Linked DNA regions of Homo sapiens: all the other regions are linked to region 2. The links are chromatin loops, found by intact Hi-C in ENCODE. Cell type or tissue: PC-3. All regions are shown on one strand.

The links. Hi-C counts contacts between places; a loop is a spot of excess contacts. Peaks named below come from ENCODE experiments on the same cell type or tissue, not always from the same donor. Only the 100,000 strongest peaks of a DNase experiment are listed, where the experiment ranks them.
Region 1: it touches region 2 in a loop (22-fold over the local background); 25 of 110 quality-filtered maps call a loop at or near these places.
Region 3: a loop joins it to region 2, with 5 times the contacts of the local background. A loop is called at or near these places in 2 of 110 quality-filtered maps.

Annotation. Positions count from the first base shown.
Region 1 is chr3:24,181,650-24,189,649 of GRCh38, forward strand. All of the region lies in intron 5 of THRB (thyroid hormone receptor beta), which reads right to left. It overlaps THRB-AS2 (THRB antisense RNA 2), which reads left to right. Exons shown (of 4, transcript NR_121667.1): 4 at 7,926-8,000. Among named protein-coding and RNA genes, the nearest start is that of THRB-AS2, 34 kb to the left of the region's middle. In PC-3, CTCF peaks have their summits at 4,447 (motif pointing right) and 4,664; a DNase peak (open chromatin) is centred at 4,452.
Region 2 is chr3:24,679,017-24,687,016 of GRCh38, forward strand. No RefSeq gene overlaps it. Among named protein-coding and RNA genes, the nearest start is that of THRB, 190 kb to the left of the region's middle. RefSeq lists an enhancer at 1,562-1,856. In PC-3, CTCF peaks have their summits at 1,646 (motif pointing right), 1,847 and 4,964 (motif pointing left); DNase peaks (open chromatin) are centred at 1,655 and 4,925; H3K4me3 peaks cover 554 bases; H3K27ac peaks cover 902 bases.
Region 3 is chr3:24,588,477-24,596,476 of GRCh38, forward strand. No RefSeq gene overlaps it. Among named protein-coding and RNA genes, the nearest start is that of THRB, 98 kb to the left of the region's middle. In PC-3, no CTCF peak of the experiment used is centred here; DNase peaks (open chromatin) are centred at 3,355, 3,785 and 7,515; H3K4me3 peaks cover 700 bases; H3K27ac peaks cover 3,919 bases.

The sequences.
Region 1 (8,000 bases), 500 kb before region 2:
AATGAAGTGAGTGCTGCTCACAACCTGACAAGCTGCACAGTATTACTTGTTACTTGGCAGTCCTGCTCCTTATTATTATTCTTTTCCTTCTCTCTTATCCCTTGCTATCCTTACCCTGTTCATGGCCTCCTTCTAGTCCCATTCTTTCCATTGTCTTTATTGGACCCTGCCAAGAGTAAAAGGAATCTTATCCAATTCATCCATTTGGAGAAGCTAATGACTTGATAAGATATTCAGCCAGTAAGTTTGCGTTTTGAAAGACCACAGTGGGGCCAGGTGCGGTGGCTCGTGCCTGTAATCCCAGCACTTTGGGAGGCCAAGGTGGGCGGATCACGAGTTCAGGAGATCGAGACCATCCTGGCTAACACAGTGAAACCCCATCTCTACTAAAAATACAAAAAGTTAGCCGGGCGTGGTGGCGGGCGCCTGTAGTCCCAGATACTCGGGAGGCTGAGGCAGGAGAATGGCGTGAACCCGGGAGGTGGAGCTTGCAGTGAGCCGAGATTGCGCCACTGCACTCCAGCCTGGGCGACAGAGTGAGACTCCGTTTCAAAAACAAAACAAAACAAAAAAACAAACAAAAAAAAGAAAGACCACAATGGAAGGGCAATGATAGAATTATAAGCATTCAGGGCAACTTGTAGGAGATGTCCTGGGGAAGGGAAAGACTGAATTCCAGTGATCACCTACGATGTCTTTGTAAGGCTGACCCTCCCAATAATACCTTTCCAACTTCAGTGCTAGGTACATTAGCAATCCACTTGTATCTGATTTTGTCTGAAAACTACCTGATGGAAGAGTCAAGGGATTTGGCTATTACATCTGTTCTGCCTGCGTCCGTAATATTCCTGGCTTTAGAAACTTCAATCCTGCCAGCCACAATATAGTGATTATTCTGACGTGGGCATTCTGCATTCCTAATGTCCAATGTGGTTCTCATAGTCTTTCTGGCTCATTGTAAGAAAAATAACTCCCATCTATTGAGCACTCACTGTGTCCCATGAGATCATTTAAGAGCTTGTTTCTTTCCACAATTCTGTGAAAGAGGGTCCACATTTTACAGACGAGAAAACTGAGGCTCAAACAAAGTGACTTGCCCAAGTTTCAATGGCTGGTAAATGGCAGCACCAGAATATGACCTCGGACTGTATAAGTAGATACGTGCTGACCTCTACTGCTCCCATCACAGCAAGTCTGACCACCCTGCATCTTTACCTGACAGTAGAGCAGTATTTCCTCTGCAGTTTCAAATTCTTTCCTTTGGGTCTGGAATGTTCTTACCCTTTAAAGTCATAGGGGATTATAACTGTAGAGAGCTCTGACCCTGGGGCCAGATTGCCTGAGTTAGAATTCCAGTTCAGCTACTTCATTTTCCCCTTGATTTCTTATTTAAAGTTTTAAATTTTAAAAGAGTCTGAGAAAAAAAATACTTTGGTTGTTGCTATGGACTTTTTTTTCAACTGTTTATGCCTCTACTAGAGCTGTGCACATGATGTTTTGTTTGGCGTCCCTTCATTTATTTTTATATAGTTCAATGTATTTCAAGGTCAGAAAGGGTGGCAAAAACTGGAGGAGGTGGGCACAAGGCTAAGAGGTGTGTTTATATTCTAAGAACAGTTATCATTGTTTAGTCTCTCCTAAGTGTCAGGCACTATGTTGGGGGCTTTATACATATTATCTTTCATCTTTTTTCTTTTCTTCTTTTTCTTTTTTCTTTTCTTTTTTTTTTTTTTTTGAGACAGAGTCTCACTCTGTCGCCCAGGCTGGAGTGCAATGGCGCTATCTTGGCTCACTGCAACCTCTGCCTCCTGGGTTCCAAGCGCTTCTCCTGCCTCGGCCTCCTGAGTAGCTGGGATTACAGGCACACGCCACCATCCCCAGCTAATTTTTTTTTGTATTTTTTGTAGAGACAGGGTTTCATCATGTTGGCCAGGCTGGTCTTGAAACTCCTGACCTCAAGTGATCCACCTGCCTCGGCCTCCCAAAGTGTTGGGATTACAGGTGTGAGCGACGGCGCCTGGCCTTTCATCTTTTTTTTTTTTTTTTTTAAATTAAATCCTTCATTGAAATATCTTTCATCTTTACAACAAATCTGAAAGCTAGATATTATTCCTCTGTTTAAAACTAAATGGACTGAGGGTTACAGAGGTTAAAAAATTTTCCCTGAGCTGATGATTTAAAGAGCAAGAAATAAACTGAAGCCTAACTGTAAAGCATATGATAATAACATTAAACAAATTTATGCACATCATTATTCATTAATACATTCATTAATATTTATTAATACGTTCTTGTAAAGATTTTTGAATGTGGTTGCATATGGAGTTAATCCTTCTTATTCCGCCCTTTTCTAAGGTATCTACTGAAACAAGTTTGATGTATATCTGGGAACTTTTTTCTGTGCACATTTGTAAACACACAATTATATAGACTTTTAACGTTATAAATGGGATTACACTATTCTTAATGCATGCTTACTTTCAATAAGTATTCCTAAAATCACTTCTTTTAAAAAAGCCTGTTTTTAATTTTTCTGGTGAATGCTTTGGATGTACCACAATTTATTGGAACATTCCCCAGTGGACAGACATTTAGATCGCTTCCAGTTTATCAGTAACAAAAAACAAAGATGCAAAGAACATGTTTGAACAGACTTGTGCCCTGTGTAAGTATTTCCCTGGGACAGAGTATGATGAGAGGTATGGTTGGGTACGTCTGCATCCTTTGGCGTGACAGACACTGTTCAGTTGGCCTTGGAAAGCGTGGGGTGGTCCATCCTCTGCTCTGTGTGCATCTCAACGAAAACTGAAGTTAGATGAACCAGGGCCTTGAATTTCTGATATCTACCTCCCTTTGACATTGCTGTTTCCAGTTTTTTGTTTTTTCTTCCCTCCAATCTCGTGAGTAGCTTTTCTCCCCCTTGGCTTTCTATTTCTGTCTGCCCCAGTATACGTATGGGGTACTCGTCCCTGCCTTTGAAGTATCAAATCACACAGCTATCTGACATATGCCCACAGTGGGGAGAGAGCCATCGTTCTCATGTTGATTGCTAAGGTTCCCAGAGTGCCCTTGAGGTATAAGAATCACTGGCACTCTCAGTTGGGACTGCAGATCCTGATGTATGATGAGTGGGGCAGAGTAGAGAGCAGAGATGGATGGAGCAGATGGTAGTACTGGCGGAAGGGCACAAGCTTTTTAATCCTCCACCTTTTAAAATACTCATTCACCTGGAGATGCCCTTGTATTTTACTTAAGGACAAAGATAGCAATCATCTGCTGAAAATGTGAATGTCTAACATGAAGGATTATAATGCACACAATGACTTGCATTTATGTCTCCAACTTTTAAGACACTTTGTTATTTTGGTAAATGAGAATGGCACATCATTTGAAATTGTCATCACTGATTTGATTCATTTTTTTTGTCTTTATGAAGAGCATGAATTAATAGTTTTCCCCTTTGCTGACATAAGATATTGTTTAAAAAATTACTTTAACTTGTCTAAATCTTGAGGACTGGTTTAATAAAGTATGATACATCTATAAAGAAGAATAATCTATAGCCAATGAAAGTCAGGACTCAGAATATTTAATGACATGGGAAAATGTTCATGATATATTGCTAGGCATTAAAAGCTGGTTAAAATGGTATGCCTAGTATGATCCCAGGTTTATAAAAAATACACATGCACAGAGAAAAGACTGAAATGTAATAAGAATGTGCAGTGCTTACCCTTGGGGAATAGAACTTCAACTGATTTTAAAACATTATTTGCAATTTTAAAAATTTGTAGAAATTTTTTTTCTACCATGAACATATATAGGCTTTTATAATGAGAGGAAGTAACTTGTTCTTAAAATTATTTTAACTGATTCCCTCTTGCCTTCCTGGGTATCTGAGAATCAGTTTTAAAAATATTAAGCACAGAGACATTTCTGTGAGATCACTGATGGCTGCTCTCCTTTTTCTGAGTCCACCAGGGAGGTGGGTGAGTCCCTGCCTTGTTTCTCCCCTTGGGTTTCACTGTTTCAGGGAGGTCCCTGATTGACATAAAAGTGTAAAGGCCTGACTGCCTGGGTTCAGCAGGGCTGGTTAGGTCCAGCTCCAGGGATCCATGCATCCGTCTAGAGCCCATCCTTGTGGGACTGGGGAGACCCTGTGGTTCCCAGAGAGAAGTACAGTAGGGCATGAGAGGGTAGAGGGGTGAAGCCTTGTAAGACTTCAGGGGAGGATCAGGGCCCCAGTCAAACAGTGTGGGGTTCTCAGAAGGGCTCAAGTCCCAGGGTGATCTGTTATTAGGCAGTGACTAAGCAGACCTTCCAGCTGGCAATTGAGATAAGCTAGGCCCAAAGACAGGCCCAACCAAGAATGGAGGGACTCAAGTGGCTCCCCACGTGCAGTCAGGGAAGGGAAGAAAAATGCACATTTCCTAAGTGCCCACCAGGTGGCAGACCCTTTCCTGTGCAACGAGTTGAAGAGTATTTTCAAGCTCGTCATGATACCCAGGTATTAAGAATCTGCACTGGGCTGGCAAGAACATAGAAGGCTGGGCCCCTCTCTAGAGATTCACTAGTCTGGGTGGGGCCTGAGAATCTTATTTCTACCAAGCTCCAGGTTCTCCTAGTGCCACTGATTGGTACTACCACACTTTCAGTAGCACTGGATATATCGTCTCAGACTGGGAAGGGAGGAGGAGGACAAGGAGTAGGATGTGGTCCTTATGGCTGAGCAATTGGTTCAAATTGTGATTAAAGTGCCAAGGAAGTGTGGCATGGAAAGAGCGGGTGTGGGTGGGTGGGGTGAGTTGCAGAAGGGAATGGGTCACTTGCTCCTGGTTAAAATAGCCTCTGATACTCCAGCAGATTCAACAGAGATCTGTTGTGAGATCTGCAACAGAATGTAAGGGCTCTTCCATAGCTCTCATTCTAATTAAATGTGTTACCAATTAATTCACTTAGGATGCTTACAGCAGACAGAAGCATAGGTATATGCAGGTTAAAATAAAAGCAGTAAGGCCGGGTGCAGTGGCTCATGCCTGTAATCTCACCACTTTGGGAGGCTGAGGTGGGTGGATCACCTGAGCTCAGGAGTTTGAGACCTGCCTGGCCAACATGGCGAAATCCTGTCTCTACTAAAAATACAAAAATTAGCTGGGCATGTGGTGCATGCTTGTAATCCCAGCTACTCAGGAGGCTGAGGCAGGAGAATTGCTTGAACCTGGGAGGTAGAGGTTGCAGTGAGCCGAGATTGCGCCACTGCACTCCATCCTGGGCAACAGAGCAAGACTCCATTTCAAAAAAAAAAAAAAAAAAAAAAAGCAGTATTCAGAACAAAATGAAAAACAAAACCTTAGATAGCTACCCAAAACCCTAAAGAAACAATATTTAGAGTACTATCAACTATTTGAAGTGAAAGACTATTTTAAAAATCTGGTCCATTATGGAGCAATACATGGTTCTACTGCACAGGACTTTTACATAGTTCAAACCACATGTGACTGACCAGGCAAGTTTGACAATCCCCAACTAACTGTCTATATCCTGTTCAGTGAAATGAATTCACTGATCATGCATTTGGATGCCAGTGGCAATGTCAAACTGCTATAAAAGTTCCTAAAGCTTACTCTCAGTTTCTGTATTTGCATCAATAGAAATGGTAATAACCACTTTGCAGAAGAGTGCCAGTCCCCAAACCACGCTTAGAAGTGCACTGGTCTAGCCTGGCTAGATGACTGATCTGGCAGATGGGCTCACTGCACAGCTTCAAGGAAGTCAATTTGTTCTTTGGATCCTGTTGTGCAGAATTAACTTTTGTATCCTCAGGACTATTTTGTTCGTATCATTTCTACATGGGGTCCTTGGAATAGGGCTAGTTGGATGTCCTTTTGGCCCTGCTGCCATTTTCTTATGCTTGGACATCAAGGGCAATATCCTGTATACAGTAGGCACTCAATAAACACCGATGAGTGAATGCATAGATTACTAGCCCAAGACTGAGATGTCAAGCATTCTTGTGGGATACACAGCCATCTAGGAAATAAATGCCCAACATGGATGAACATCAAAATATAACTCTCTTCATAGTAACTATATAGAGCTGACAAGCAGAGCAGATGGAGAACCAACTCTATAAGGAAAGACTGTATAATCTTGTTGCTGTCCTGGACTCACTGCTGCCTCACTCAACACATGTGCCCATTTTGAATGAATGGTATTTATAAGTTTCTTGGACCAAGATGACACAGGTTTCCTGGTGGCATTTTTATGCTGAACCAAGGCATTGCCTCATGCCTATGTCAAGGTGGACCCTGGTGGTTACTCTGGAAAACATGGGAGAGTTATTTTAGCTGTTTTCCTGTTAATATTAGGATCTTGAGGAAGGACTTTAATAATTTAATTATATTTTCTCATTACATCTCTGACTTTCAGTGAAAAAGAGTTGAATGAATGCAAAATAAATTATCAACTCTAACGTCCCTGAAGCCTCATGTCCTACCCCACATCTATCTGAAATTCTCCTCTTGCTTCATTTCTTACCAGGCTCACAGCATAGTTCAAAGTATTTATATGACTTAATAATGCATACCTAATAATAAGGATCACAATAATAATGACAGTTGCTATTCAGAGAGCACTATAAGTCAGGTACTTTGCTAAATGCTTAAATACATCATCTTATTTAATTGTATTAACAATCTTATAAGTTTGCTCAAGGACAGAAAGTAGAAAGGCTAGGATTCTAGCTCAAATAGATCAGTCTCAAATATTTGTGGTCTTAACCACTCTACTAAGCATCTTGTATTCAAACAGAGACTGTTTCCTTTTGCTTTTAAGATGCATAGATTTATTTTAAATGATTGATAGAGACATAGATGGACTCTATGAATGAATAAATGAATGAATATTGGTATCAATTGTGAGTGAATCAAATTGGGTTTATGACATTATTAGATCACAAGGATGCTAGAGTTTTCTGTTGGCGTTTCACCGTAAACTGACATGGTTTTAGTGCCAGCCCATACAATGTTGAGATACAATCTGGCCACATACGCTAAGAGTAAATCTCAATTGTATTGCAAACAAATGTATTTTGCGCACGCACACACGTGCACACACACACACACATACGTCCTACATCCTGACTCCTTTGAAAAACTTTATTTTGCTTTTTTTTCTATATAGCCCTTTCAATTTCTCAGATCTCCTCAAATATATATATATATATATATATATATGAGAGAAAGAGAGTCCAAATACAAACCTTTCCAAAGGGACATGTATAGTTTTGACTGCACTCAAATCAGAGCTCAGAACACTATTTCACTATTACTTTTGAATAACTCTATTTCCAACTGAAACACTCAATTTCCCAGGTAAACTGGTAATTCCCAGGAGCTTTCAAAGCATTTTCAGAAAACCTAAAAGACCAGTTCTTTTATATGAAGGATAAATATAATCATGTGTATATGTTCAAAGTAGAGCAGCTGTGTAAGTCCTTCATGCCTTGTAAATGGGAGTCTTTGCAAACTTTATTATGTTTTGGTATATGATTGTGAGATTTTCAAAACACAATTTAAAACTTTACCATGAGTCACAATCCTCAAAGAAAAACTAAATAGACCCCCCCTTTTCTTTTAAAAAAGAAAAACCACTAAACTGAAAAAGAATGGGAAATTAAATGAACTTAGACATTTAAAGATGCAAATTGATCTCTTGGACATTGAAAGACACAAATTGATTTAAGAAGCAAAGATTTTGGGGAGCCCTAAGACAATAAAGCGATCAGCACAAAGACATCTGTCAGGGTGGAGGCGACCTGAGGTAAAGAACAGTTAAATCTAATGCAATCAGGAACTTAGGCCAGTTTAATGTTTTTTTTGCCTTATGAGCTGACAACCTCCTAACACCATAATCTCTCCTTTCAGGATGATGACACAAGGATTTAATGAGTAGAAGACAACAACTTAAAACCTCTCATTTGAGCATGAATTGTCTAGGTT
Region 2 (8,000 bases):
GTGAGCTCATTAGCTAATCACGGGGGTTGGATAAAAGGGGCAGTTTGAATTATCTAGTTGTTTATTGGAAAAAGGTAGAGCATGGTTATCTGTTTTTTAATATGAAAAATACATAAGTGTTCAGAATTTTCATGAGTAGGGAAGAACTACTGAAAATGTAACTATGGAAGGCAAATCAGATAATAGAGATGAAAAATGGGGTATGTTTATGATTTTAGAAAGATGAATAAAAACAATTTTAGGTTGAATTGGACCTAAAGGGTGCTGAAGTTCAAGCATTGAAAGTGAATTTTGTAGCAAAGCCAGAGAGAGGAAAAGCCAGCATTTAAAAAAACATACAAAGATATAGTCAGTTACTATATACAGCTGATTTCACCAAAGGAAGACTGTTTTTGGCTGTTGAAATGCAAAAAAATCACTATATGAGAAGTGAAAATAAGGATATATTACTATGCATGGGCATAATGTTTTGTTTTATATAAAACAATAGTTTATAAAATAGCTTATATTTGTAAAGATTAAGGTTGTGGTGTGGTTGAGTGAGCAAAGGTTTGAAATTAGTCATGCATGGGTTCAAATTCTGACTTTATCACTGTAGTTGTTTGCTGGGTTACTGTAACAAAGTACTGCAGAATGGGTGGCTTAAACAACAGAAATGTATTTAACAAAGTGCCACAGACTCAGTGGCTTTAACTACAGAAATTAATTTTCTCACAGTTCTGGAGGTTGGAAGTCTAAGATCAAGATGTGGGTGGGGCTGGTTCCTTCTGAGGGCTGTGAGGGAAGGCTGTGCTCCAGGCCTCTCTCCTTGGCTTGTGGAGGGTCATCTTCTCCCTGTGTCTTAGCATCATCTTCCCTCTGTATGTGTCTGTTTCCAGAGTTCCTCATCTTTTAAGGATACCAGTCATATTGGATTAGGGCCCACCTTAATGACCTCAATTTAATTACCTCCTTAAAGACCCTATTTTCAAAAATGATTACTTTCTGAGGCACTGGGCGTTCATACTTCAACATATCAATTTTTGGGGAGACAGAATTCCAGCCTATAACACTTACTTACTATGTTTTCTTGGGCAAGTCGTTTAATTCTCCTGAGATCTCTCCCTCATCGTTAATGTAGGGGTAAAATATTGTTGTAAGATGACAGGTAAGTCATCCACAACTGTGGCTGACACAGAGTAAAAACTAAAAAAAAAATCAACAAATGTTTTTGCTGTTATCATTGTGATAAAGTACAGAGTGAGTTATAGCTAGAAGCACAGAAAAGGAAATGCTCACTTTAAAATTGTATTTCTGCAGCATTGTCAGCGAGTCAAGATACCTCTCTGCATTCCAGAGAACTTGTCCTGATCCTCGCAATCAGAGCTGTCTTGGAACAGATGTCACCTCCTCTGGTCTTTCCTGACCCACCGGCTCATTCATATCTCCTACTCAGCCAAGAAAATAGGTGTCTAGCTATAGAAAATAGTCTGATTTCCTGCCCAGAAACTGTTTCGGGTGAAAAAAAGCAAATGAAAAGGAAGTAAAAGGAGAGAGTTAGAGTATATTACATTTCTTGAATACCTGCAACCTACTTTTCCAATCACTTTTAAACCAGAGTTCTTTTTACAGCTTTCAGAGCTGAGCCCGTTAGTTGAAGCTCCGCCGAGAGAAGCCAGCAGAGGGCAGCAAAGGGCAGTTGGGCCTGCCGCACCGCTGATTCCCAGGTCTAGGGGCCATGTTACTTAGCAGGGAAGCTTCCCTCTACACCAGTAGTTCTCATTTTGCTGCATGTCAGAACCTCCAGAAGAGCTTTAAAAATCTCCTGATGTCCATGTTTCAGTCCAAAGCAATTAAATCAGAATAGAAGGAGGTAGAGGTTATATGGAGGGGCTATTGGGGCATGTCTCAGTCCATTAGAAGCCCAAAGAAACTTGGGATTTGGGGAAGGACTTGGATGAAGATAAATAAAGGGCAGCCAGGCTCTTTATTCAGATTATATCCACCATCCTAGAGAAGAGGGCCTGACATTTTTAAATCGTGACCGAACTGGAAGAGATTTGTAGTACTTTGAAGGTTGCCCTTCAAACGCATTGGAATCGTTGGCATTGCTAAGTGAGGTGATATTCAACAGGGCTATTTGATGAGATATGACAGATGCAAAACGAAAGTAGATTAATTTAGTAAGAGTATAAAAGAAAACGAATGTCACCCATCAAACAGGCAAAGGCAGGAGGTGAAAAGGAGCAGGAGAAAGACCTACCCAGGAGCCCTATGCGAGAGGCCACGCCCATCCTGCCCACTGATTGGGCCGAGGCACACCTTTGGTGTATAGCTGGCTCTCAGGCAGGAGGAAGGTTATCTGAAGAAGGTTCAAAGAAGTGTTTATGTGGCTGGAAGTCTAAAAAGAAATGAAGTGATAGAGGTTTACAAAGATGTTTGTGGAAGGAGAATTTACAGATTGTAGATGATGGAGAAAGAAGAAATTCTGACTCCACTCGCTACACCTTCAGCTCTTGAGAAAACTGAGTATGGACTGGGTGAGTTGAACATATAGTATATGAAGAAAGATAATTTTGACAATTGAATCTGTTTGTTTGAAGTGTGACTGTTAAACCTGAGCGAGTGGTTTGAGATGGAGGTGTTAAGACTCTGCTTGTCAACTCTATGAAGAAAATTAAATGTTGTACTGTGACCCAAATTATATTGGACATTTTCAAGCCCTGTTGTCCTAGAATTATTTTTTTTAAATAGTCAATTATGAAATCTTGAGAGTTGACAGAATATAGATGTGTCTCTTTAGTGGTTTTCAAAAGGTACTGTGTGTCAGAAAGTCTGTTAGAAGACAAATAGCTGGGCCTCCAGAATTTCTGATTCAGTGGGGCTTGAGAATGTGGGTTTTTCTAGGTTCCCGAATGATGCCAATGTTGCTAGTCTGGGGACTAATCTTTGAGAACCGTGGCTTTAAGAAAAACATTCTTATTTTTGAAAGAGGCGAATTAATGACTGTGGAGGCGCATGAAGAATGTATACCTCTGTGCTTGGCTAAGTGATTTCAGCTTTGTTCATTGGAATCATCTGGGTAGCATTACAACTACCAGTGCCCAACTTCCACTCCCAGAGTCTGTTGTAACTGAGTCGGCAAGTGGCCTGGGTATCAGGATTTTAAAATCTGTGAGCGACTCAAATATGCAGCCAGGGTTAGGAACTATTAGCTAGCTAGCCAACATTCTGGTTCTTGTTGGTCTTTTCTTATGTCTCAGGATAGCCTCAGGAGTTAGGAAATCAAGATGATGAATAATCTCAGCTGACATTCGTTGAAAGCTTTTTATGGGTCAGCACAGTTTGAAGCACTTCATGTGGATTAGCTCATTTAAACTTCAGTGAGAGATGTATTATCTATTACCGCTACAGGCACAGTGTCTATGGTCTATGGCTCAAAAACAAGGTATGAGAGACTTGGCGAAAACATGAAAGGAGGCCAGGCGCGGTGGCTCATGCCTGTAAATCCCAGCACTCTGGGAGACCGAGGTGGGTGGATCACCTGAGGTCTGGACTTCAAGACCAGCTGACCAACATGGTGAAACCCCATCTCTACTAAAAAAAAATATATATATATATATGTACAAAAAATTAGCCGGGCATGGTGGTGCATGCTAATCCCAGCTACTTGGGAGGCTGAGGTAGGGGAATGGCCTGAACCCGGGAGATGAAAGTTGCAGTGAGCCAAGATTGCGCCGTTGCACTCCAGCCTGGGCAAAAAGAGCAAAACTCCATCTCAAAAAAAAAAAAAAAGATAAAAAAATATGAAAGGAAAACCGCAAAATTGAAATTAATATTAATCAATTTTACAACAAAATGATAAAATCCTCAAATATTTTAAAAACAATTGCCTATATTTAATAAGGAACATATGTCCTTTTGAAAATGTGCTTACTATTTTGTAAGGTAAGACTATCAAAGTGATTATGAAAGTTTTATTGCCCTGTTCACAATAATTTTACTTAATAGAAATTATTGTTAACCCCACTTTGTAGATGAGAAAATTGAAGCACAGAGGATTTAAGTAATTTGCTTTAAGCCATACAGCTAAGTAAGGGATAAAGAAAGAATTCAAACTTTGAAATTCTGACTTTGTGAGTCAAAGTCAAGTCATATCATATCATAATGTAATGCATTCCTCATAGACACATACGCAGACACACACATGCCTTTTCAAAAAAGTTGCCTAGGGAAATTATAAAGGAATTGCAATTTGGGGCTGTTGTAAATACTTTCAGAGAATCTGTAGATCACTAAGCTCTTTGACCTGCAGTTCAACAGCGCAGGGCCACTGAACGCAGCTACTCAGGAGGTTCAAGGCATAACTGGCCGCTGCTGTGTTTGCAAAGATTGTATGACAATGGCACCGTGGAGTTGGGCAATGTGGCAGCTCTATATCAAGGCCATTAACTCTGAAATCTTAGATAGTAGTACAGATCTTGTTAAATATTGCCTAAAAGGAAGAAAAAGTTAGAAAAGTATTCAGAGGACGCCCCTTTTTTTAAAAAAAATTATAAGGTCTTGAGTATTATGCAGTAGTTGATGTACTCAATTAAAAAAAAAAAAGAATCTGCCACCCAGAGAGCTTAGGTCATGTGACTTGCTCCCAATCTTGCTCCCAGTTAATGGCAGGACCAAGACTACAAGGCCGATCCTGGAGGCCCCTGGGACTCATAGGTGTGATGCCTACCGGCATTTTCCATGGCTGAATTTCAGTTAAGAGATGCATCAAGTTTCCACTACAGAGGTTTTTGCAAAATGTCCTGAAATCCTGACTTAATTTCAGAGACTTTATATGTCCTCACAATAGCTGGAGAGGAGGAAATATTAAGCTGACGGCTTAGCAGGCAAATATTTATTTTAAAAAATGTCACCCCCTGGCACGCAAACTGAGCATCTTGTTGCGCTTGGAATTCTTTTTCCTCTCCTGCCATCTGGTGGTACTTCTGAGCCACATTTTCATTCAATTGTGCCAGATCTCAATAGTCATTTCTACAAAATTTGTTTAGCTTTCAAGGTCTTTACTGCTCAGATCATTATCACATTCTTAGGAAACTTGTTATTTTTTATTTAATATTCAGGACAAAACAAAGGTTTATGATTCTTTTTATATACCAGAGTATTTCATTTCTGTTAAATGTTTGTTTCTAAAATTTGTAGTATGTGACATTGTTAAAAACATGACCGTGAATATATATTAATTTACATTTTATATTTAATGGGAAACCAAGATGTAATTTTATTAAATTGGATATTTACTTAGAATCATTGGTTGCTGTGGTATCAGGTATTGAAAGAAAAAAATGCTATTTAAAAAATTTCCTTTTGAAATGACCACTTGACTGTGGCTATTGTTGCTGATTTTCTTGTATCATCAAGTATTTGCTCACATTACACTTGTAATTGATAGAAATCAGTTTCATTATCACTGCTAACAATCATTTCTTAGATCCATTTCTAGGATGATCCTCAACTTTTCTGCCCATCCACTAGTCATGGTGATTTTCTACAAAACTCCAGCTCTATAGCTTCTCTACAGAAGTAAGCCTGGCAAGCACTGGCCCACTCCTTCAGTTGCCACCTTCTCTGTAACCTGATCTATGGGACCTCTGCCTTAGGGATCTGACTTTGACGGGAGATGGGGGGTTGGGTGGATGATCTCACTTTCTTTTTAATCTCCAGTCTCGCAAATGTTTTCCTGTAGAACCCAGGTCAATTCTACTGTTTTAGTGTGTTTTCTGCTGCTATAACAGAGTACCTGTGACTGGGTAATTTATAAAGAACTGAGGTTTCTGACAATGCTGGAGGCTGGCAAGTTCAAGGTCAAGGAGCCCACACCTGTGAGGGCTCTCATGCTGCGTTATCCTACGGCAGAAGGCGAAAGAGAAACAGACCATGCAAGAGGAGGGAAGAGGCCCAAACTTGTCCTTTTATCAGGAGACCACTCCCGCTGTAGCTAACCTACTCCCACCATAACAGCATTACTTCATTAAGAAGGGCTTTGCCCTCTTAAGGATCTCACCTCTTAACATTGCTGCATTGCAGATTAAGTTTCCAACAAATGAGTTTGGGTGGGTACATTCAAACCATAGCACCTACCCATCTGTGAAGAAAAAGTCTGTTATATAAAAATCAAACACAAAATTATAAATAATGAATAAAAGGCTGAAAGAGACTCCAAATAATCATAGCCACATCTTCAAGTCAAAGTAACAGTTTAAAAAATGGAGAACAGAAAAATAAAATGCAGGCTTCGGAAGAGTTAACTGAATATTTTTATTTATCCAAAGTCAACATGTAATTAGTGTTTATTCTCAACACACAGTGGTAACCAGTACACAAAAGATGACTGAACAGGATTTGTTGATTAAAGGATACAATGAATAAATGCTTCAAAATTAGTTTGAAAAGTGTTAGTTGAAAAAAAAATTTAATATTCAAATTGTTAGTCAAAAATTCATTGAAATGCTTGAAAATGATTAGTCTGCTAAAAGGTAACAACATAATTTGTTGATTAAAGAGCAAATAAATACTAAATGCTTGCAAATTATTAGTTTTACCTTATAGGTACTACTTTTACCTATTGTGAATTTCCAGCTCACTTTCCCAGTCCTATTTGTATGATACTTATGTATGGGATAAACAAAACAAAGCATCCTGAAGTCTTTCTTGAAATTGGATTAATTAATTGCTACCAGTGTGCTCCTTGTGTTAATATACAATGTATTTTTGTAATGTCCTATTCCAAAGTTTTTAGCATCTTAACCTAAAGATGTTTCTTTATCCTGAGAGTCAGGTTACTGTTTTCTTGTTGTAATATGTTTGTATAACTAGAAAACACTGAAAAACTTTCTACTATATGAGAATCAGTTAAGGACAGAGAAAGGTCTTGATTTACCCAAGATAAGCGCTAGGAAAAGAGATGAAGTCCCAGGTTTCTGGCCTGTATATGCAGTGCACTGCCCTGCACAATTGTAAAGAAATTCCAGGCATAATGAACAATGTACATTTCATCATTTACATGAAAATAAAGTCAATACTCTAGAATAATACTTCAAAAATTGGTCAGTTTTCCCATGCAGTCCCTTGAATGGGGACATTTTGCTGTGATTAATAAATTGGGTCAGTAATAAACAGCATTAGCAGGTTAGGAAGACAGCCAAACACTAGTCAACATGAATTTTCCTCTATGAGGTTGTCTTAGTCCGCTCTGGCTGTTATAACAAAATGCCACAGACTCAGTGGCTTATAAACAACAGAAATTGATTTCTCACAGTTCTGGAGGTTGGGAAGAAGTCCAAGATGAAGATGTTGGCAGACTTGGAGACTGGTGAGGGCCCACTTCTTGGGTCATAGATGACCGTCTTTTCACTGTGTCCTCACGTGGCACACAAGGCAAGGGACCTCTCTCCAGCCTACTTTATAAGAGCACTAGCCCCATTCTGAGGACTCTGCACTCATGACCTAATTACTTCCCAAAGTCCCCATCTCCTCATACCATCATCTTGGAAGTTATGATTGCAGCATATGAATTAAGGGGACATAAACATTCAATCTATAGCAGAGGGTGATTTGATGTCTTTGTCTACACACTGCTAGATTCAGAAATCTCCAGCTAACTACCTGATTAATTCCCAAGGCATTGCAGCTCCTGGATTGTGTGGAGGTCTTCAGGCTGGGGCATAGGTTGGGTGGATCATCCTGGAGCCACAGGACAGGGAGCATGCAGGACTCCAGGAGCCCAGAGTGGCCAGCGGCCCTGCAGATAATTGGTATTGTACATATGGTATTTTTATGTATTTTTAGTTTTGCTTTCTACAATTGCCTTTTCATCTTGTGGCCAGAACAATTTTAAGTAAGAATTTTCCACGTTTCTAGGCTGTGGAGTGAGATCAGGGACAGTGTGATGCTGTGACTCACTCCTTCCCCAAAACTTACTGTGGTTTTGGTTTCCACAAGTGGTTTTGCTACCACATTCA
Region 3 (8,000 bases), 91 kb before region 2:
TCTCTCTTCTGGCTTGTACCCATTACAGACCCTCCTGTACCCCCATTTTCACCTGTAGTCCCTCCCTCCCCTCTAACCCAACTCTTACACTCCTACCTGTAAGCTGCCACTCATGGCAATGGTAGCCACTGCTAATTCTTGTTCTAAAAAATGAAGCTTCATGGATAAAATAACAGATGGAAAAGATAGGTACGTATCGACTTCCTGCATGCAACTCTTCCCAATTCATTAAAACTGGAGTTTCTGAGGAACATCCGGAAATCCAGACATTTCCTATGATTGTTGCAGCTAAGATAAAAGCAAGCAGAGCAAGCCTCTGATTCTATGCCCACCACCCTCTCTTTCCCTACTCCAAGATAATAAATTGTTTTAAAAGTTTGAAAGTACCATTGCTTTAGCTCTTATGATATATTACTTCTGTTATTGCTTTCTATTTATATCTCTAGTCCAACAGTTCCTGGAACTGTTGATGTGTAAAGTTTAAACCAACTGCAGCAATTCTGAACAAAACTGACAGCTCTCTCTGCATTCTCTTATTAGGAAAGTCTTTAAGGCAAAGAACTGGGTAAGAAGAGTTTATTATACATTCCTGAGCAGGTACGTACTTTGTGATCTAAATTAGTAAGAGATATTTTTCCCCATGATTTGCCCTATAAGTTATTTTTATTCCGTGATGATCATTCTTTAACCTCTTTGTTCAGTGGGCCATAGCTTTTCTCCGACTTGCATTTATTCTCTTTCTGTCATTTGATTCCCCAACTCACAGACTTTTGGACAGACCAGTGAGTTTAAAGAGTTTCCTGAATTAAGGTTCCAGGCCACCTGAATCAGCATGACATGGGGCAGTGATTAAAGAGGCAGATTCAACAGGTCACTCACAATTGACTTGATGCAGCTTTAAAGGAAAGGCAAAGTGATCCTTACATACAGATACATTTGAAAACCACAGATTTGAGTGTGCAAATATGACAAGAAAGTTTAGACTATATAAAGCTTGGAACAAAGTTTTCCTTCTCTCTCCCAGGACTGAATTCATGGCATTGACCTCATTAGCTGGCTGTAGTGACTTAAGCTAATAAACTTTTACACCGATGCTTATTCCTAGGAGTGACAAAGATTCATGCCAATCTCTTCTGCTAGAAAGTGGAAAAAAGAAAACAAAGAAAAAAATTGCTTACAAAGAGTGAAAGGCACCCATACTTTCTAATGGAAAAAATATGGCAATATGTGAGCATAACACTTTAGGGGGAAGGAGCAGGGCTCATGTTTTCATTATTTTGATGAACTTTTCCTCTGGGGGCTAATCTTTGAGCAAAGAAGTTCTAGTTTCCTAACTGAGATGATAGAAAAAAAAAAAAAACCCAAAGAGATTAATTTGCATTCTTATTGGGAGAAAAATGTTCTTGTTTTTATTTTTTATTTTTTTCTAAAATTAGTGATCATGTGTTTTTGTTGATATCTTTAGTTCAAATCTCGTGTGGTCTATGTAAATTCTCTCTCTTTTTTTCATCTGTCAAGATGTTATTAAGTAAATTCAGTCTCTTTAGAAATAATCATTGTTTCCTGGCCCTGGGTTTGGAAGGATTTCCAAAGAAGATGACAGAAGCTTGGATCAGAATCACACTTGGCATTGTTGAGACAGGATTCATTATAGGCATATAGAGTATAGCTCAGCTTCAGGAGGAGGGGGGCTTTACTTTAGAATCCCATAGTGAATATGTTTATGGATGTCAGTAAACCATTGTGAGAAAACATACATGACTCTGTTGAGTAAACAAATACATTCTTTCTGAGCAGAGAATGAGTGTGGGATCACTTCATCTATGTAAGAACAGAACAATAGTAATATCTTCTTAAGACTCTCAGTTTGCAGAGCAATGTGCAAAATACACATCTTTGATAAAGGATGTCACATTTGCTACTGATGAGAGATGGCAGCATGTGACATTTGCCCATGAAATGTTTGTATTGGTCTTTGGATATTGCAGCGTGTCCCTATATCCATTTTAAATAGAAATGTGACTGACTAAAGGATTGTGGACTCTTGCCCTCTGAATGGCTTTATAAGCTCTACTGTTTTTCTAGCCTGATAAGTTACACATTCCCTATCATATAGCTCTCTAACTGTTTATATCTCACCAATAATTTTCTAAGTCACAAGATCTGGAAATGCTTCTTTATCATTTCAATACCAGCAACATGAATGAATAATATTCTGCACAGATTTTCTGTTTATGAGTCATTGACCCAAGGAACATAAAGCAATATTTCAGTTTCTATATATTTGAATCTTTGTTTCTCTCCTCATAATTAGTGTCCATTGTGTTTCAAAAACCTATTTTAATTTATTTATTAATAGCAAACGTATTAAATGAAACCATAGAAACCTCTGGAGGAGAAGCAGTTCTGTTTCTTTTTAAAAACAAGTAATTAGCTTAACTTATTTTCCAGTCAAATAGAAAGCTTTAACAGTTAAAAATTATAATTTAGTAACTAACTTTTTTCTGCATTTAATCTCTTTGAACTGCGACCTCTTCATATAGTCAGCCAACTCTTTGAAAATAATTATTCTAATTAATTAAAGTACTTTTAAAAAAGTTTACAAATTATATACATGTCTTAAGTTTTATGCTTTATTCAGTAGATGGATTTCTGAAATGTTATGTTAAAATCTCATTTTTAAAAAGTAGTTTTCATTTCTCCATCACTGGTATAATTGAACTGGTTTGTTAGTTTTGTTTTGGCTTAAGTTTTTTAAATGTTGACTTTTAGATTTTCTGCTTCAATGTCATTGTAAACCTAACACCCAAACTTCAGCTGAATTTGATAATCTATAAACCATTGCCACTCAACATATGGTCTATGGACCAGCAGCATCTGGGAGCTTGTTAGAAATGCAGAATCTCAAGCCCCAACCCAGATCTGCTGAATCAGAAGCTACATTTTAACAAGACTTTCTAGGTGACTCTTGACATTAAATTTGAGAAGCTCTAGTCAGCCTAATACTTCCTCTTTATAATGGCATTTCCAAATTAAAGGAACTCAGTATAAATTAAGGTATCTTAAAAATGTACCATAATAACCTGAAGATAGTGAATCTTCAAGGTAGAGGAACCTGGATGGTTTACTCTTCCACTGAGCATCCTCCTGGCAGCTCAGCCAGGGCTGCAGATTGTTAAGTGCTATGGCTTTTACATGGTGAACTCCTGGCACTGTACTGGAGACATGGTTAGAATGTGTGTGGTGAGGAAGCTCACAGTCAATAAGGAGAGACTCATAGGTAAATATGTAAATATAATACACTTCACAGTAGAGATACAGAAGTAGGACAGAGGGAGTGAATAATCCTGTGGGTGGAAGGTGGGGCAGAGGACAGAATAGGAAGGTTCCCAGAGAAGATGACTCAGTTTTAAGCATTTCACCCCATGGGCAAGTTGGAGGATGTTCCAAGCAGACAGGCCTACAGACAGTGAGGCAGATAAGCATCTCTGAGGAAATTCTCATGGTTTGATTTTGCTGAACAAGAGGTATATGTAGGTGAGGGGAGCAGCGGGTAGGAGTGGACCCACGGAAGTGGTGGGAAATAAGCCTGAATAATAGACACAAATGGCCTATTGTGCGAGTGTGGCTTTTGTCAAAGGGGGCCTGGAGAATCCTAAACAGAAGGGTATGGCCAGAGTTGTGTTTTGAAAGGTCATTTTGGATGTCGTGTAGAAAATGGACTGGATTAGAGTCAGGAAGCTGAGTATGTAGGTGGCTGCAGGGGCCCAGGTGACAGATAATGACTATCTGGCATGAAGTCATGGCAGGAGGATGGACAGCTCAGAATAGAATCCAAAAATAAAGAGGAGGAATTCCTTTTGTGATCAGATGTTGATCCAAGTTGACCCTTCTGCCATCAGCCACTCCTTCAAACCTTTGAGGACAATCGTTATTTGCTGAGTCTTTGTTTATTCAGAGCAAATGTCTCCAGGTCTTTGAATTGCTGCTCATGTGACATGATGTTATATCCTCCTTCAAGTATTTCAGTGTATTTATATTCCTTATACATTGCAGTTCCAAGAGTTGAAGAGAAGGTAAGATTGGGTGGGGAAAGGGAACAAAAAAATGACCGGGTTATACACAAGCCAAGTGCACCACAACCACTGGCTCATTTAGTTTCTAGAACCCTGCAAAATGTATTATTACCTCATTTACAAATGAAAACAGTAAGGCTTTGGAGGTTAAGAGTCTCACTTTTGGATTACCAGCTACTAGTAATAAAATCTGAATTTGTACCCTGAGATGTGTGTTTCGTATGTTAAACTATCTGCCCGGCAAGGATGCTTACAGCATCTTAAACTACCACTTCGCTATGGTTTGCTGTGACAATAACAAGGACTTCTTTGGCTACCAACCTTGCCCATCTGATACATTCCCAAGAACTAGATTGTAAGTGGAGAAGACCCCTAAGCAGCCAAGTAGATGGAACAAAGTCCAAATTCTCTATTTATAAGAAGGGACATCACCTTCAGAGCTTGTTTACTTTGTTTGTACACAGTTCTCCCAAGCTTGGCCATATGTTTCTGCAACCCACAGATGATTAGAAACAGCAAATTCAGACTGAGTAGGAAGCAAGTGAGATCTAATAGCTGATAAGATGACATCAAGGGAAGAAACATAAAAATGTAAAGAGCCATATATATAAAAAGTCAGGAAGTCTTGGTAATAGTTTTGGTCACTAATATAGAGAAAGACAAATCCATCATCTCGAATAGTCCTTGAGGGCACTTTGATTATAGCAAAGATAATAGACCTTTAGAGTCAGTATAAACCATATCTCTCACCTGAAGGAGAAAGTCACAATATGACATCCTGGGCCAGAGGGGTATTATTTTTTTGTCTCTACTTAGGTCTTAGTGGAGTAAGGAATGCATCGCTCTATATGCCAATGTACATCTCTTTTGTGATTAGAAGTCATTAGCAATCACAGAAGATTTTTTTATTTTTATTTTTTATTATACTGTAAGTTCTAGGGTACATGTGCACAACGTGCAGGTTTGTTACATATGTATACATGCGCCATGTTGGTGTGCTGCACCCATTAACTTGTCATTTACATTAGGTATATCTCCTAATGCTTTCCCTCCCCCCTCCTCCCCACCTCTCCCCACTCCATGACAGGCCCCGGTGTGTAATGTTCCCCTTCCTGAATCACAGAAGATTTTTATAGTCTGCCAACCCAAATCTCTTAGAAATGTTTAGTAATGTCTGCCAATTGGCCAGTGTTTGGTGCTTTTCTATATAATAATCATCCAAATATGAGGAGACAAGAGTTACCAGTGTGGAATGGTAATCAGAAACTCCAGGATCACAGACAGTCTTCAAAGAGCATCTCCTCTTTTGGCTCCCACTTCCTTTCAAGTCTGCTCAGAGGCCTTCAGCCCCCTGCAGTGCCATGCCCAAGCCATTTCTGCTCAAACTCAGGGAAAAAGATATTCTACAGTCACTTCAAATTGTAAATACCAAAATAATACAGTTATTTAAAGTGTCCCAATCAAACATATTAATTGATTTTTCATTTTCACTGGAAGTAAGTCATCTTCCTGTTCTCCACACTCCTGCCTCCAGCCTTTGAGGATGAGAGCGTGGCAGCCTTCTCCATGCTCTCCCTTGCTTATCTTCCAACTCTATAACTGCTGCTTGCAAACACAGAGATCTCAGCAGGGGAGAGAGAAAAGTTAAGGGGGAACAGGAAAGTTCTTGCTTGACTAATACCACCTCAAACCAGTTCCTAAGTCTTAAAGTTTAATGTGCACATTAATCATGTGGAAATCTTATCACAATGAAAATTCTGAATCAGTACATATGGGATGATGTCTGAGATTCTGCATTTAGAATAAGCTCTCAGCTGCTGCAAATGGTGCTAGCTTATGGTCCATGCTTTGAGTAACAAGGATTTAGAGAGTTCCTTTTGGGTTCACTCACTATAATTCTTTTAATACAGAAAAGGCTGCTCCTTCAGTGAGTTGTCTTTCAACTCCAGCCCACAGTGTTATACATCATTGCCCCTTACTGCTGGGGACCCTCACTCTGGCAGGCCACCCCCTTGGTCAGAATACTTTTCAATATAACCTCAGATTCAGTTTCCACAGATAACACCTCTGGTCCTTGGGTTTCACTGATTTTGATCTCCATTTTGACATGAGTGCTGCTGCTTCCTAGGCAGCCATTTTTTTCTGAGCAGCCATAGAGCTCTGTAACTTTCCAAGAGATGAATCAGGCCCCAGTCCCTCTGTCCTTCAGGTGCAGAAGATGCGCATCCATCTCTCCCACCACACTGAAGAACACACACTGGGCTTGGGCTTGGGAATGAGGGGATTGAAATGGAATGTACAACTGTCTCTGAAGAGGTTTCTTCACAATTTTTCTTTCCTTATACAAAAGCTAGCTCTTTTGAATTCCTAATCTAGATGAAGGGTCATATATCCTGTAACTGGTTCTCAATATTTCATTTGAAAATTTGTTTCTTGGCGATTGCTCTCACAGCTAACTTTAGTATCTCACAAAGTACAATGTATGTTTGCTCTATTCTATAACAACCATCCTGTTTCTGCTTAATACAAATTTTGAATATTCACTATTTTCTAGAAACCTTTCTATTTGTCAATATGCTCTATGAAATGAGGGTAGCTAGAATCAGACATACTCCACATAGAATCTCTATACTCCACATAGAGACTGAGCAGCCCAGAGTTCACAGGGAGGTATGTTGCTGTCTTTTATCTGTTTGACTTCTATTAGGGCTCCTAGAAGTTGAGTGTATAAGGAAGAGAAAAAGGAAAAAAGGGAGGAGTCAGTACGTATAGACTCTTAAGCCTAAACTACCTGAAAAAATGAGATACCATTAATAGAAAACAAAAAAATTAAGATAGAGAGATTGAATACAGAGAGAGGAGTTCCGTTTTAGATATGTCGAATTTGACATGCCAGCAGGACCCTGTGTGGAAATATTCAGTAGATAGTAAGCAAACTGGAGACTGGAATATACTGGAGGTTAAACTTAAAGAGAGAGAGATTTGGGGATTATCTTCATAACGATAATATATGAAGTCTCAATAAGAGAGGATATATTCAGGTTGAGCTTGTGGGGCCTGAAGTTCAGGCCTGAAGGTGGTGAAGGTTCATCCAGATTTGAAGAGAAGGCAACATATTCTCTGGAACTCTATAGCTACTTAGGTGAACTAAAAGTATTTCTACCACTGGCCTATCATATTGTCTGAAGTTTCCATCCACTTCATTTATTAGGGTTCTCCCAAAGGCGAGGAATGCATTATGCCACCTAAGAGGGGGTCACATATTAGTTGCCTGACACATCATAAGGAACACATTTACCTGATTGATAACTCATTGCCACTCACTATAAAACTAAACCAGAATCATAGGAGAATGGGACATGGGGTTTGGATTCCCAGAAGCAATTAGAATTGAGCTCTGAATCAGTGGGGAGAAAACAGGCTTGAGTAGCCAGGGATTGAGTGAGTCACGATAGAGGAGTGTTTGCAAAACATGACAAGGAGGGTTTATTGCTTCAGGGAAATAGTGTATATTTAAAACGAGTTTAGAATTGTATTGAGTAATCCTCACCTAGCCAATGATTTTATGAAAAAATTATGTATTCTAGTTAAAATCACTTTAGGTTTACTTTTTTCCTCCCTTAAAAAAAATTGGATTCCATTATAGCATATGTTAGTCTATTATATATTTGTATATAATAAAATATGTGGTAATGGCAGTTTTACAGTAATCCATGAAGAAATGATACAATGAAGGCTTGTTTTAAAGCATATCCATAAATCTTTTTGCATTTTTCTATTTTGAAAATGTACTTTTCTACTTGAAGCTGACATCAAACATCTAAACTTCAAAATATAAATACCCATTATAAGTTTTGATTATTGTTTTAATTTCCATAAACAAAATACATGAGATAACCAGTTTATTCTAGTATTCTATTAATC